Regions from separate parts of the Homo sapiens genome. Here region 1 is linked to region 2. A link is an interaction called in ENCODE POLR2A ChIA-PET data of the cell type or tissue named here. Cell type or tissue: Panc1. All regions are shown on one strand. Each heading gives the region's core, and the rest is flanking DNA. Links, peaks and the distances in the headings are about the cores only.

Evidence for each region. ChIA-PET counts read pairs that join two places held together with the same protein. Peaks named below come from ENCODE experiments on the same cell type or tissue, not always from the same donor. Only the 100,000 strongest peaks of a DNase experiment are listed, where the experiment ranks them.
Region 1: POLR2A ChIA-PET joins it to region 2 with 6 read pairs; 4 of 35 experiments call an interaction of 5 or more read pairs at or near these places.

Annotation. Positions count from the first base shown.
Region 1 is chr19:18,970,050-18,975,419 of GRCh38, forward strand. No RefSeq gene overlaps it. Among named protein-coding and RNA genes, the nearest start is that of HOMER3, 32 kb to the left of the region's middle. In Panc1, for the core only: no CTCF peak of the experiment used is centred there; no DNase peak of the experiment used is centred there; H3K27ac peaks cover 3,032 bases.
Region 2 is chr19:19,020,431-19,025,764 of GRCh38, forward strand. It overlaps SUGP2 (SURP and G-patch domain containing 2), which reads right to left. Exons shown (of 11, transcript NM_001017392.5): 3 at 4,189-5,334. Among named protein-coding and RNA genes, the nearest start is that of SUGP2, 10 kb to the right of the region's middle. RefSeq lists an enhancer at 4,805-5,334. In Panc1, for the core only: no CTCF peak of the experiment used is centred there; no DNase peak of the experiment used is centred there.

The sequences.
Region 1 (5,370 bases), core at 193-5,192, 51 kb before region 2:
TCCCCACAGGCAAGGGGGAACTATTGTATTATTTTGGTATTCAAAATAAAAGAGGCTGGGCATGGTGGCTCATGCCTGTAATCCCAGCACTTCGGGAGGCCAAGGCAGGAGCAATCGATCCCTTGAGCCCAGGAGTTCGAGACCAGCCTGGGTAACATAGTGACAGCCCGCCTTTACAAAAACTTTGAAAAGTAGCCGGGTGTGGTAGCTCGTGCCTGTAGTATCAGCTACTCTGGAGGCTGAGGTAGAATTGTCTTGGGCCCAGGAGGCTGCAGTGAGTTATGATCACGCCACTGCACTCCAGCCTGGGGGACAGCATGAGAGCCTGTCTCAAAAAATTAAAACAAAATAGCACACAGAAAAAAGTTTTTGAAATTAGCCTCAATAACTTGACAGTTTCATCCATGTCAGGGATCAAGCCTGAACTCTGGATGAATCACATATCTATTTTTTTTTCTTTTTTTGGGGGAGACAGAGTGAGACTGTCTCCCAGGCTGGAGTGCAGTGGCACGATCTCGGCTTGCTGCAACTTGTCTCTTGGCTTCACGCAATTCTCATGCCTCAGCCTCCCAAGTAGCTGGGATTACAGGCATGCGCCACCACGCCTGGCTAATTTTTGTATTTTTAGTAGAAACGGGGTTTCACCATGTCAGCCAAGGCTGGTCTTGAGCTCCTGACCTCAGATGATCTGCCTGCCTTAGCCTCCCAAAGTGCTGGGATTACAGGCGTGAGCCACCGCCCCGGCCTTGAACTTTAATTTGTCTCCTGTTCTGACCTGCCTCAGGTGGAGCTCTGCTGGGTGGGTGGGGCTGATAGCCTTTCCCGTCCTACATGAGTTGTAGATATGTGTGTGTGTGTGTATATATATGTGTGTGTTTATGTGAGTGTGTATGTGTGTGAGAGAGATGAATTCTTTTTTTCTTTTTACTTTTTTCTGTTTTTTTTTTCTAGGCGGAGTTTTGCTCTGTTGCCCAGTCTCAAGTGCAATGGAGCGATCTTGGATCATTGCAACCTCTGCCTCCCGGATTCAAGTGATTCTCCCACCTCAGCCTCCTGAGTAGCTGGGATTACAGGTGCCTGCCACCATGCCTGGTTAATTTTTGTATTTTTAGTAGAGATGGGGTTTCACCATATTGGCCAGGCTGGTCTCGAACTGCTGACCTCAGGTGACCCGCCCTCCTCGGCTTCCCAAAGTGCTGGGATTACAGGTGTGAGCCACTGTGCCTGGCCAAGAGATGTATGTTGTATTTTTTTTTAAGCAGAGGAAAGAAGTATAAACATTAAATTTAAAAACAAAACTTTTGGCCAAGCATGGTGGCTCAGTCCTGTAATCCCAGCACTTTGGGAGGCTGAGGCAGGTGGGTTACCTGAAGTCAGGAGTTCAAGACCAGCCTGCCAACGTGGAGAAACCCTGTCTTTACTAAAAATACAAAAATTAGCTGGGCATGATGGCGCATGCCTGTAATTCTAGGCACATGGGAAGCTGAGGCGGGAGAATCACTTGAACCCGGGAAGTGGAGGTTGCAGCGAGCCAAGGTTGCGCCACTGCACTCCAGCCTGGGTGACAAAAGGAGACTCTTGTCTCCAAAAAAAAAATTTTTTTTAAATTGTTTATTTTTTAGAGACAGGGGTCTTACTATGTTGTCCATGCTGTTAAACTCTCGGGCTCAAGCGATACTCTCCCCTTAGCCTCCCGAGTACCTGAGATTACGGGGCGTTTGCCACCACACCGGGCTAATTTTTTATACTTTTAATAGAGACAGGATTTCACCATGTTGGCCAGAGTGGTCTTGAACTCCTGACCTCAAGTGATCCACCTGCCTCGGCCTCCTAAAGTGCTGGAATTACAGGTGTGAGCCACCATGCCTGGCCGTTTATTATTATTTATTATTATTTTTTTGAGACGTAGTTTCACTCTTGTCACCCAGGCTGGAGTGCAATGGCGCGATCTTGGCTCACTACAACCTTTGCCTCACAAGTTCAAGCAATTCTCCTTCCTCAGCCTCCCATGTACCTAGGATTACAGGCACACGCCACCACGCCTGGCTAATTTTTTTTCACGCCATGTTGACGGGGTTTCACCATGTTGGCCAGGCTGGTTTCAAACTCCTGACCTCGAGTGATCTGCCTGTGTTGGCCTCCCAAAGTGCTGGGATTACAGGCGTGAGCCACGGTGCCCGGCCGAGAGGTATAATTTCTGTTTATTTTTTCTCTCTGCTTATCTTGTTGGCTGTTTCTTCTCCAATACAGTCACATTTCTTGGATAAGAACAAAAATATAATAAGACCGTTTTGAAAATGCAGGCAAAGAAATGCTGGAAAGCGGTCATGAACATGCCAACGGAGATTATCTCTGCGAGCTGAGCGATTAAGGGAGGGGTTGCAGGGTTTTTATTTGTTTTCTTTTCTGCTTCTTTGTTTCTCCATCAGGAAATTGACCAACATTTTTTTAATTAGGGGAAATGACAGTTACCCCGTGTGCACTTTTTGGCAGGACCTGGCCTTCAGCGTGGGTCTTGGGGCCCCCTGGCCAGTCTGAGCTCCTGTGGGGCAGTTTTTCTGGTCATCTGCAGAGGCCCCGGGTGCAGGCAGGGGAGCCCCAGCTCCTACGCGCTGCATTTCCTCAGAGGCTCCAGCACCACGAATTTTTTTTTTTTTTTTTTTTTTTAGACAGGAAATTTCTCTGTCACCCAGGCTGGAGTGCAATGACACAATCATAGCTCACTACAGCCTCGACTCCCAGGGCTCAAGTGATCCTCAGCTACCTCAGCCTCCTGAGTAGCTGGGGCCACAAGCATGTACCAACACCCATGGCTAAATTTTGTATTTTGTGTAGAGACAGGGGTCTCACCATGTTGCCCAGGCTGGTCTTGGACTCCTGGGCTCAAGTGATCCGCCCACTTTGGCCTCCCAAATTGCTGGGGTTACAGGTGTTAGCCACCACACCCAACCGAGGGCTTCATTCTCTCTGACGCTCTGTGAATAGAGTTTAGACTGTCCTCCCACCAGCACTGGGGTGAGGTAATGCAGGAAAGGGCTGGTCCCACTGGCCCAGAAGCAGATAAGAGCACCCTCCATCTACAGCCAAAAGTTAAAATCCAAAATCCAGAACCTTCCTGAGCCACCCTTTCTGTCTTTGGTGCTGGCACGGCACTGGCATGCAGTGGGTGCCATATTATTGCTCTCCAGCGGCATGGCAGGTCTTACCACTGTGGCATCAGGACCCCGGGTTTCTCTAGCTCGGGTGATGTGGATCACTTGAGAGGCCGAGGATCGCTTGAGCCCAGAAGGCTGAGCCTGCAGTGAGCCCTGATGGCACCATTACACTCTAGCCTGGGCAACAAATTGAGAATCTGTCGCAAAATAAAAGAAAAAAAGAGAGAGAGAGAGAGAGAGTTTCTCTTATTTGCAGTCTTGAGTAAGGCGTCCTGCAGGAATTTTTGTTTGTTTGTTTCTGTTTTGAGATGGAGTTTCGCTCTTGTTGCCCAGGCTGGAGTGCAATGGCGTGATCTCGGCTCACCGCAACCTCTGCCTCCCAGGTTCAAGTGATTCTCCTGCCTCAGCCTCCCTAGTAGCTGGGATTACAGGCATGTGCTACCATGCTCGGCTAATTTTGTATTTTTAGTAGAGATGGGGTTTCTCTGTGTTGGTCAGGTTGGTCTCGAACTCCTGACCTCAGGTGATCCGCCCGCCTCAGCCTCCCAAAGTGCTGGGATTACAGGCATGAGCCACCACACCCGGCCATTTATTTTATTTTATTTTATTTTATTTTTTTGAGATGGAGTTTCACTCCTGCTGCCCAGGCTGGAGTGCAATGGCGTGATCTCGGCTCACTACAACCTCTGCCTCCCGGGTTCAAGCGATTCTCCTGCCTCAGCCTCCTCACTAGCTGGGATTACAGGCGCCTGCCACCATGCCAGGCTAATTTTTTTTTTTTTTTTGAGATGGAGTCTTGCTCTGTTGCCCAGGCTGTAGTGCAGTGGCACGATCTCAGCTCACTGCAAGCTCCACCTCCCAGGTTCAGGCCATTCTCCTGCCTCAGCCTCCCAAGTAGCTGGGACTACAGGCGCCCACCAGCGCCTGTATTTTTAGTAGAGACGGGGTTTCACCGTGTTAGCCAGGATTGTCTCGATCTCCTGACCTCGTGATCTGCCTGCCTTGGCCTCCCAAAGTGCTGGGATTACAGGTGTGAGCCACCATGTCCGGCCTAATTTTTGTATTTTTAGTAGAGATGGGGTTTTACCATGTTGGCCAGGCTGGTTTTGAACTCCTGACCTCAGGTGATCCACTTGTCTTGGCCTCCCAGCCTGCTGGGATTACAGGCGTGAGCCACTGCGCCCAGCCAATTTTTGTATTTTTAGTAGAGATGGGGGTTTCACCATGTTGGCCAGGTTGGTCTCAAACTCCTGACCACAAGTGATCCGCCCACTTCAGCCTTCTAAAGTGCTTGGATTATAGGTGTGAGCCACCACACCTGACCTGGAGAATATATCTTTTTCTTTTTTTTTTTTTTTTAGATAGAGTCTTGCTCTGTCACCCAGGCTGGAGTGCTATGGCACAATCTTGGCTCACTGCAACCTCTGACTCCCTGGTTCAAGTGATTCTCCTGCCTCAGCCTCCCGAGTACCTGGGATTACAGGCATGTGCCACCACAGCACAGCTAATTTTTGTATTTTTAGTAGAGACAGGGTTTCACCATGTTGGCCAGGATGGTCTCGATCTGCTCACCTCGTGATCCGCCCACCTCGGCCTCCCAAAGTGCTGGGATTACAGGCGTGAGCCACCGCGCCTGGCCGAATATTTCTCATACCAGGAAAAGTTGGAAGCAGCCCACAGATCTAGCCTGAGAGGCCTGGTTAAATTAGTGTCTGGCCGGGTGTGGTAGCTCATGCCTGTAATCCCAGCACTTTGGGAGGCCAAGGTGGGAGGATTGCTTGAGCCTAGGAGTTTGAGACCAGCCTGGGTGACATAGGGAGCCCCCATCTCTACAAAGAATAAAAATTCAAAAATTAGCCAGGCATGTGGCATGAACCCATGTTCATGCCTATGGTCACAGCTACTTGGAAAGCTGAGGTAGGAGGATTGGTTGGGCCCAGGAGGTTGAGGTTGCAATGAGCCATGATTGCACCACTGCACTCCAGCCTGGGTGACAGAGCAAAGCCTTGTCTGAAAAAAAAAAAAAAAAAAAAAAAAAGATTTGTGTCTGCATGACACACCATGATGTGGACAGGGAAGGGATGGAAAGGACACCATGCATGCAGATAGGAGACCACATACACTGCAGCAACTCCACTTCTGTGAATGTATCCGACAGAAATGGGACCTTCATTCCGCTGGGTGCGGTGGCTCACACCTGTAATCCCAGCATTTT
Region 2 (5,334 bases), core at 335-5,334:
CAAAAAAAAAAAAAGGCAAATTTTTTTTTTTGAGATGGGGTCTCACTCTGTTGCCCAGGCTGGAGTGCAGTGGTCCCATGACAGCTCACTGCAGCCTCGAACTCCTAGGCTCAAGCAATTCTCAGGCCTCAGCCTCCCAAGTAGCTGGGATTACAGACATGCGCCACCACGTACAGCTTTATTTTTTTGTACAGACGAGGCTTCACCACATTGCTCAGGCTGGTCTCCAATTCTTGGGCTCAAGAGATCCACCCTCCTTTACCTCCCAAAGTGCTGGGATTATAGGCATGAGACACCATGCCCTGCCCAAAATATTTTTTAAAGTGTGAATGTCCTCCAATATGACTTTAAATTTACAATGCTGCCAGCAACACAGAACATGTTTCTTCGAATGGTAAGATTGTTTAGTTTCCTAACAATTGTCTAGTTTTAAAAGTACAGAATGATGGCCGGGCACAATGGCTCATTCCTGTAATCCCAGCACTTTGGGAGGCCGAGGCGGGTGGATCACCTGAGGTCAGGAGTTCGAGACCAGCCTGACCAACATGGAGAAACCCCGTCTCTACTAAAAATATAAAATTAGCCAGGTGTGGTGGCACATGACTGTAATCCCAGCTACTAGGGAGGCTGAGGCAGGAGAATCGCTTGAACCTGGGAGGCTGAGATAGCGGTGAGCCGAGATCATGCCATTGCACTCCAGCCTGGGCAACAAGAGCAAAATTCCATCTCAAAAAAAAAAAAAAAAAAAAAGCAAAGAATGGTCTATTTGTTCAGCCACTCAACTCAATTAAAATCACTGCTGAACTAGCGAGGTTTTCCAGTTTGTTCTGTAAATGATTGCATAGTCCTGTGCCCGTCTGTGTCCATGTTGCAGCTTTCAGCTTATTTTAAACACTAGTGTGAGCTCCTCACACATGATGAGTCAATCCTTCAACTGCCACGTTATTCCAAGTATGTCCCCTATGAAACTGCTTTTTTTTTCATGGCTCTCTTTTTACAGAGCTACTAGTTTTACATGATTTTACAAAAGATGTTGAGGTTTACAGTCAGCAATGAAATTTAGGGACCCCTGCAAATTTGGTCATCTTTAGCTAGGATGACCACGAACAAGGGTCAGAAAGTGGGTCACAGCTTTGGCCCAGCAATCCTACTCCTGAGAATGTACCCTTTCAAGGAGAATTAAAAACAATAAAACTAACAGTAATAACCAAAGCATTCAACCAAAGATGTCATTCCAGCATTTTTTTTTTTTTTCTAGATGGACTTTTGCTCATCACCCAGGCTGGAGTGGAGTGGTGCGCTCTAGGCTCACTGCAACCTCCACTTCCCAAGTTCAAGCATCTCTCCTGCCTCAGCTTCCCAAGTAGCTGGGATTATAGGCATGTGCCACCATGCCAGGCTAATTTTTGATTTTTAGTAGAGACAGGTTTCGTCATGTTGGCCAGGCTGGTCTCGAACTCCTGACCTCAGGTGATCCACCTGCTTCAGCTTCCCAAAGTGTTGGGATTATAGCTGCGAACGACTGCACCCAGCCCATTCCAGCACTTCTTTTTTTCTTTTTTTTCTTTTTTTGGAGACAGAGTCTCGCTCTGTCGCCAGGCTGGAGAGCAGTGGCAAGATCTCGGCTCACTGCAACCTCTGCCTCCTGGGTTCAAGCGATTATCCTGCCTCAGCCTTCCGAGTAGCTGGGACTACAGGCACATGCCACCACGCCCGACTAATTTTTTGTATTTTTAGTAGAGACGGGGTTTCACCGTGTTAGCCAGGATGGTTTCGATCTCCTGACCTCATGATCCACCCGCCTCGGCCTCCCAAAGTGCTGGGATTACAGGCATGAGCCACTGCGCCTGGCCCATTATAGCATTTCTAACAGGAACATAAGCAGCGGTGGGGCAGCCTCATGAGATGTGGGCCCTGCTGCCACCTATCCCGCTATCCAGACAGGGAACTGAGGCTTGCAGATGCTAACTACATGTGAACCCAGGTCTGTCTGGCTTCAGAAACCTCTAGTAAAAGGCAGCATGAGTCCAGCATCAAGGGAAAGGTGAGGTAATTTACATTAGGTCAATATCAGGATGTAGCAAAGGCTGTGGAAACAAAGAGGGCTTTCTGGCAATCATGTAGAAGAGCAGGCGGTAGCATTTTCAGTCCAGCATGCCTGCAGCTGCAGGAAAACAGGGGGAACATCAAAGACTGTGGGAGGGTAAGTGGGTGGGTTATAACCACTTTAGGTTATCGGTGACTTTTCTTCCTTCATACAGTATGCCATCACTTTGTGAGGGATTGGGGAGTAGGGTCCCTTAAGCCCTGAGCCTACTTCTGGAAGGATCCCTCTCTGGGAGTAGGTGTGGCCACCTGTATGTGGTGGGACCTATCTAGTGTCTAGTGCTGTTGGGGCTTCCTGAGGGTGGTGAAAGAGCAAAGAAAGTCAGGAACAAATGAGACTTCGCCACTGGACTGGGGGCAATGGAAGGTGAAAACCACATCGTGGGAAAAGTGCTTTCTCCCTATCACAAGAGTTAAGACAGCATGATTACCATGTGTGCTCGTGACCTCTGGGATGTCTGGGCTGTGAGAGTCCATTCTGGGAGCTTAGGAGGAAGGAAGAGGGAAACCAAACAGCTCATCACTTCTATTTCTCCTCCTTGGCCTTTTCCTCTCCCCAGAAAGCCAATGATAACTGCTAATTAGCAGGTGTACTTAAGTGATTCACCAACTTTAGCCAGTCTACAAAAGTGAGTAGGGCGAAAAGGTGTATCCACTATGTGGAATGACCTGGCTGTTCCCTACACATCCCTCAATACAGCTCAAGCACGACCTCTCCAACTTTCCAGGCTAGACTGGAGCCTCTCCTGTGTCGCTTTAATTCTAGCACAGGGGTGACTGTTTTTTTGTTTTGGTTTATTGAGAGACAGGGTGATTCTAGCCCAGGCTGGAGTGCGGTGGCTATTCACAGATGCAATCATAGGTCACTGCAGCCTTGAACTCCTGGCCTCAAGCAATCCTCCCTCCTCAGCCTCCCAAGTAGCTGGGATTTCAGACATATGCTACCACCCCTGGCTCACAAGTGACTGGTCTTTGTGATTTTCTTCCCTCAGGAGCCTGGGGATTCCTCAGAGACAGTGCTCTGTGTCTTTTCTCCCTTCTAGTAATACCTTGTGGGGACATGTTGGAACAAGGGTTCCAGGCCAGGTGCAGTGACTCACACCTATAATCCCAGCACTTTGGGAGGCTGAGGCAGGTAGATCACTTGAGCTCAGGAGTTCGAGACCAGTCTGGGCAACATGATTCTCTACAAAAAAATACAAAAAAAGTTAGCCAGGCATGGTGGTACATGCCTATAGTCCCAGCTACTCAGGAGGCTGAGGCGGAAGGATCACTTGAGCCTAGGAGGTCGGGGCTGCAGTGAGCCATGGTCATGCCACTGCACTCCAGCCTGGGTGACAGAGCACGACCCTGTCTCAAAAAAACAAAAACAAGGAAAGAAAGTCAACCCTTCTTTTTTTCAAAGGTTAAAAAGAAAAAAAAAGGAACAAGCGTTCTTAACCTTGGCTGCAGAAAGGTACGAATCCCCCGGATGATATAGGTAAAATTGTGCGTGAATAGATGAGCATTTTTTCTGGCAATGGCCACAGCTTTCTACCAAATTCCCAGAGAGGTATTTGACCTAAAAATGTCTAAAAATTTTTATTTTTCTGAGACAGAGTCTTGCTCTGTCACCCAGGTTGGAGTGCAGTGGGGTGATCTCAGCTCACTGAAACCTCCGCCTCCCAGGTCCAAGTGGATTCTCCTAACTCAGCCTCCCGAGTAGCTGGGATTTCAGGTGCGTGCCACCACACCCGGCTAGTTTTTGTATTTTTAGTAGAGATGGGGTTTCACCATGTTGGCCAGGCTGGTCTCAAACTCTTGGTCTTAAGTGATCTGCCGCCTCAGCCTCCCAAAGTGCTGGGATTACAGGCATGTGCCACCACACCCGGCTGTCTAAAGACTTCTATGGTAAACAGCAGATTCCTAATACACATTCACAGAATGAATGGCAGACATATATTGGCCAATGTGCGTTTTCTACTAAAATCCTGATATGTTTCCAATTGGCTAAAGAACTTCTGTGTAAAAAAATCTCGAATAAAAGACATTACCAAAGAAACACGAAAAACAACAAATAGAAACTTTGGCTGATTTCCTTACCATCACTCAGACTACTTGGAGCCTTGGCCTGAATTTCAGGTTTCGTAGGAGGAATCATTTTCTCCTCCTCTCGCATCGGCTCTGGTTCGGCTTTCTTAACCTGGAGGGGACATCCGCTGCTGACTAGCCAGGCCTTCAGGTGGTCTATGTACTCTCGCCCAAACAAAGTGGAGTCTTCGAAGTTTGGAAACGCAGCAGGTGAGGGAGCTATATCTTGCAGGCCGACAGCTTCTAAGATTTTCTCCTGCCGGAAAGAAGAGGCCAAGGAAAATGTCTGTCCCAAAAGGGCCAAAGACTTCCGGCAGAGAGAGTTGGTGGTTTCTAGGGCAAGAGCCAAGTCCAGGGGGTTACTGAGGGTCTTCATCTTGACACTTAGCTCGTAGGCATTGCAGGCCATAAGCAAAGGTGTGACACTCTTCAGAAGCCGGTCTTGAAGTCTCATTATGTACTTGTCAAAAGGCTTTATGATTTCAAAAAAGCAATTTTTGGTCTTCACAGCACCTTTGTCTAAAAGCATGTTTAAAAACTCATTATCAACTCTGGGTGTTTTCAAAGCAGAGTGCTTTAAAAATTTGATAGTAAAAAAGCAAAAATCTCTGTGCTCTGGTTTTAAGGAACATTTGAATGAGGCAAGCATTTTAGCACAGGTTTCTGTTTCAAGTTCAAAGAGAGTCTGGAAAAGTTGGGAAAATTTAATATCATCTTTTATGGTGTGGAATCCTGCCCATTTGATTATTTCTATCCCAAATCTTGAAAAAACATCAGACTTATCTATGATGTCAAAGCTCATCTTTCTTCTGGGGAGCCGAAGATTCTTCAGATCCAGCCCCAGAGGGATCTTCTGAATGGGGAACTGGATATCTTCTGTCCCTGGGTTTGTCCCCAGGGTCACATCAGGACTTGGAGTGTTTTTCTGGATTTGGTTAGTGCCCTGAGTTTTGGGAGTAATACGATTCACGGTGGGTATTTTTTTTGTGCTCACATTTCTCAATGTGACAAGTTTCCCAACACCCCCCTTAGCTGTGAGCAGGCCCTGAGTCTCCCCCTTTCCTAGGAGGGAACCTTCCTGGTCAACGATGTTTAGAGCTCGACCTCTGGCCTGGACTTGACTGCCGCCCCTAAGCACAGAGTCAGCCTCCCCAGGAT